Regions from separate parts of the Homo sapiens genome. Here region 2 is linked to region 1. The links are chromatin loops, found by intact Hi-C in ENCODE. Cell type or tissue: CD4-positive, alpha-beta T cell. All regions are shown on one strand.

Evidence for each region. Peaks named below come from ENCODE experiments on the same cell type or tissue, not always from the same donor. Only the 100,000 strongest peaks of a DNase experiment are listed, where the experiment ranks them.
Region 2: it touches region 1 in a loop (4-fold over the local background); 13 of 110 quality-filtered maps call a loop at or near these places.

Annotation. Positions count from the first base shown.
Region 1 is chr1:185,043,533-185,046,032 of GRCh38, forward strand. It overlaps RNF2 (ring finger protein 2), which reads left to right and starts at 2,026. Exons shown (of 7, transcript NM_007212.4): 1 at 2,026-2,117. RefSeq lists a silencer at 1,656-1,915. In CD4-positive, alpha-beta T cell, a CTCF peak has its summit at 1,534; a DNase peak (open chromatin) is centred at 1,889; H3K4me3 peaks cover 1,220 bases; H3K27ac peaks cover 676 bases.
Region 2 is chr1:185,311,363-185,313,862 of GRCh38, forward strand. The region is part of intron 1 of IVNS1ABP (influenza virus NS1A binding protein); the gene reads right to left. Among named protein-coding and RNA genes, the nearest start is that of IVNS1ABP, 4.6 kb to the right of the region's middle. In CD4-positive, alpha-beta T cell, no CTCF peak of the experiment used is centred here; no DNase peak of the experiment used is centred here; H3K4me3 peaks cover 483 bases.

The DNA.
Region 1 (2,500 bases):
TATATTTAACTTTCATCCATAAAGTTCCTGCGCTTTCTACAAATCATCACTTTTCTCAACATCAATTGAATTGCTTAATCTAACCACACATCATGATTTTCAAAGGCATTTTAATTAGAGCAAAAGTTCTAAATTATGAACACCTGTCTTCCTTTAATTGAACTACACATGCACTCGTCATGAAGGAAGAAGGGAGATGCTTCTGCAACTGCACTGTTTCTAGAAAGTGGACTTTCACAAGAAGGGAGAAGCAGAGCTTCCCTGATTATTTTGATTTTGTTGTTGTTGTTGTTTTGTTTTGTTTTGAGACGCAGTCTCGCCGAGACACCCAGGCTGGAGTGTCATGGCGCGATCTCGGCTCACTGCAACCTCTGCTTCCCAGGTTCAAGCGATTCTCCTGCCTCAGCCTCCCGAGTAGCTGGGACTGCAGGCGCGTGCCACGACACCTGGCTAACTTTTTTTTGTATTTTTAGTAAAGACAGTTTCACCATATTGGCCAGGCTGATCTCGAACTCCTGATCTCAAGTGATCCGGTGGCCTTGGGCTCCCAAAGTGCTGAGATTACAGGCGTGAGCTACCACACCCAGCCTTTTTTTCTCCCCCCACATTGGAGGAAGAGTTTAACCTTGAAGGGCTTGTAGAGTCAGATAACTGTCACTTGTTATTTAAAGTTATAGATAGTAGGCAAAAGCTTTCAAGCCACTGAAAAAGAATAATGCTTGTTTTCTTTGATGGATTGTTAGGTAGCATATATAATGTGCTGTATTTAACACCTGTCCTTTTTCTTTCCACCCATCCAAGGCGTCAAAGGCCATCTTAAATCCCGGCTCCTCAGGAAATCATCCCCAAACACACCAGCTGGAATTGATATTTTTCTTTTCCAAATTCCTATGTAAATTCATGTCATTTATTTGGAATTGCTTATAGAGAGTTTCAGAGCGTTAAAGAACTGGAAAGGACCTAGGATTCAATACAATTCTCTCATCTCGCAGACGAAGAAAATGAAGTGCAGAGGAGCTACGCAATCTACGTAAGTCACATAGACACACATTGGAGGCTATGAACCTAGTTTGCCCAATTCCCACTGCAGTCCATTGGTTTATGCCTCTATGCCTTCAGATTTACGGTCTGGTATTGCTGGTTATCTTCTCAAGAGAACATGACATCTCAACAATAGTACATATAGAGATCAGGGAACTTTCAATTCTTCGTTACTTCTTCAGCTCATAATTTATATGCATTAAATGTCGGATAATTTACTGGAGACTAACTGGCTGTGTTTTAGGTAATGATTACATCTATTAATCTATTACTTCGTAAATCCTCAAGTTCAGAAGGTAACACTGGAAGGGGCCAAGGAGGTAGGAATAAAGCAGCAGCAAGGTAAATAGTAAGAGCTGATGACCACAATCAGAATGTTAAGCTAAGTTTAGAGTGGAAGGTCATTTTCCCAGGAGCAATTACACTTGCAGTTTTATCCTGCAAGGATGAAAAGTGTATGTTTGTTGTACGAGAGCGGAAGGGTGCCGAAGTTCATGTGAAGTTCTGCAAACCAAAGCCTGATGAGGATTTCCGCCGGGTGGGACAGGTTTAAGAGGACGAACTCATGAGAAAGAAGTCTGAGCCCAAACCCCAGAAGCCGGCCAGGAAGGTGTAAAGGGTGGGCCGAAGCCAGGGCAGAAGAACCCAAGCAGAAGGTTGAGCACGAGGTGGCTGCGCCGTCATCCGGGCGTTGCCCGGGGGCTACGTCGGACCGCGGTGGGCGCCGGGGGGGCGTGGCCGGCCAGCCCAGGGCGGGGCGGTGGCGCGGGTTCTCCAGGCCAACACGCGGCGGCGCACCCTCCCTCGCGCCGCGGGCCTCCCCGCGCCGTGCACGTCCTCGTCCCGCGCCTCCGCCCCTCGCTCGCTCGCTCCTTCCCGCCCTCCCCGCAGCGCCGGCCGAGCCGGCTTCCCCTCAGTCTCTCATGAATATTGAGCGGCCCCTGTTGTATTTCCCGAGCTCCATTGCGGAAGCTGAGGCTCGCCATATTGTGCGGCGGCGCCGGCGTCCGCGGCAGCTGATACCAGAGTCTTGCTCCGGCCGCGGCCAGCGGAGCCCTGGGCTGGGGCAGGAGCCGGTGAGTGGGGCGGGCGGGGAGGCGAAGGACGCGGAAGCAGCGGGCCGGGACACGCGTCTACTCGGCAGCGTTGCAGGCGACTGACGGGGGCCCCGGAGTGTGGGGGGGGTGTGTGTCCGCGGGGGTGTGAAGGGACATGGCGCCGCCGCCGCCCCCGGCCGCTCTCGCGGCGGAGACGGCGGGTGAAGCGGGTTCTCATTGTTCCCGTGTCTTCGAGGGTCGTGGGAGGGAAGGGAGCTGGTTTGCGGAGGACCCAGTCAGCGAAGCGCCGGGATTCCTTCCTTCGCCGCGAGCCTTTCGCTGCCCTTTCCTCTGCGCGGAGGCCGGCGCTGCGGCGCGGTCCCCTCGCCTCCGGGGGCGGGGGCCCCAGCCTCTCTGCAGCC
Region 2 (2,500 bases), 270 kb after region 1:
CAAAGACTGTCATTGATCTAGGTAGAGCAGATCATGTAAAACAAGTCCTGATCTTCAAGAGATTTGACATAAATGGCAAAAATATTCCCATTACATAAAAAAAGAACACAAATGCAATTCCACATAAACATTTTTCATTTAACTTGCAACAACCCAAGTGATTAAAAAAAAAAAAAAAAGTCCTTTCCCAAAGGGCAGGGGCTAATGACCTATGTTTATGAGAGGTATAAAAGCACAAGACTACAAAACAAATGTCAATACTGTTTAATTCTAATATTCTTTATTATTAATTTCCAACTAATATGCAAACATGAGATCTGTTTTGAGCCAGCAAGCAACCTTAGGCATTATTCCCAAGCATATATACTATGTTACTGTTCCTCAAAATGAACTCTGCACTTCCCAGGCTCTGTTAACTTTGTTCAAGTTCTTCTCTCTACCTGGAAGGCCCTTAACCCAACCTCTGCCAGAGGAAATCTTACAGCCATAGAGCCTCTGCCAAATGCTCCCAGTTGGGAAGCAGTTTCTCCTCATCCTCCACATTTAGAACCCTATCTGAGGGGTATTTATGATCTTCCAGCTGGTCTGTTTCATGCTGTATTTATATTCATGCTGTATTTATATATACTTGTTTATCTTCCTTGACTCATGGGCAAACCTTCTGTCTTGTTCATCTTTTGTATCCATCCCATCTCCTCTCTACCAGGACTAGCCTAAAAACTTGAACATAAAGATGAGTAATTTGTTGGAATAAACTAAACAGAAGGGAAAATACTGATGCCTGTGCTTTGTATAATCATTTTTCTCATACACAGTAATAAACTACCAATGGAATCATTCTGGTTCAAACCTAATCTTCAAGGTAATCAGTCCTCCTACCTATTCTCCCTCCCTCATTTTCACATCATCAATTACTAGTGTCAAATTCTGATGGTACTTATTTTGTAATCACCTGAACTGCTATTACACCACTATTAACTCTGGAAACCAGAACTAAGGAATAACTTACCTGAAATACGTGCAAATATATTCATTTTTATGGATATCTTAAGATTATTTGCCTTATACATCAATACAACAATTCTAAATCTAACAATTACGTCAAAGTGAATAATCACTTACCACAGGACTCCACTGCAGGCTGGTCCAGTTCGAATTCAACAAACCTACTATGTTTAGTTCAACATGTGTCCTAACAGGTCTCTCTGTAACAGGTTTCATTTCAAGGAAACCCAATAATGCCAATTCGGGTTGGGATTGTTGTGAATGCTTACCCTTGCATCAAAACTATATCACAGCATTAGGTAATATTGATTTCCTCTGCTCTACCTTTTATCTAGGTTAGTTAATTTGGCTTTTCTCTAAGAAACTAGTTCTAACAAATGTTTTCCAAATATACATAATTCTTTCTACACAGAGAGAACACACTATCCTAAAGAAACCTTCAAACATTTTCAGCCAAGACCTGGCTCAAACTAAGAAAATTTTCATATATATATGATTTATACTGGCATGGTCAATTCACAGGCATAGTTGGCAACTCCTAACTTCAGTTTCATAAGCTGCTCTTAAAATAAGAGGAAGGAGTCCCCATGCAAATTGTTATATTAAAATGCATCCTCTGAAAAGCCAAAAACATTATAATATGAAGGTACTATTTTAAACTTTGACCAGTTTTACTCACTTTTTACTTGTAAACTTGATCTAACAAAAAATAAAAATGGTATCCACTTACTATATTTGACAAATTGAATGATCTACCTAAAATTTATTTTGGAAAAAAATGGTTAAAATTACTGCAGCCCTTGGAGAAAACACTGGAGAATTTTTGGGGCAATTTGCATCAGACAAATTTGTACAATATTATTATGAGTTTTGCAGTAAAATGAATCCTGTATTTAGTGCTTGATTTTTATTTAGTTTTTACTCTAATTCCATGACAGTACCTGATTTTTAGTACATCAAGGTCATAATATGAACCTCATCTCTTTAATATCTACTGATCAGAGTACAAAGCTACTTGATTTTAAAAGCCAGCCCAAATCTAGATGACATTTAAGTTAATGCAAACTTACTTTATTCAATTATTGTCCTCATACACTATATACCTACTTCCCGCCCACCTCAAGTTTGGAGGGGATCAGATCAATTCCTGTCTGTAAAACCATGTTTTTGAAAGTTCCTATTTACTTTCATTAAAGTGAGCTAGGGCAAATCAAGAGTTTTAAACTACTCCCCAAATTGACGGGAGATCTTATTTGGTCTATAAAACTCAAGCACGATAACTAGTGGAATTAAAAAATGGGGAAAATTGTTTTCTTTGAAAATCCAAACCAAAAGTCCAGACATCCCAGAGTCATATAAGAGTATGAAACGTAGAATTGTTTGGTGTTTAAAATACACTTTCAACTAAATCTACACCTAGGTCACTTTTCTTACACATTTAAAATTAAAACTAGGATCAAATACAATATATTCAGATAAATTCAGCATACTTCTA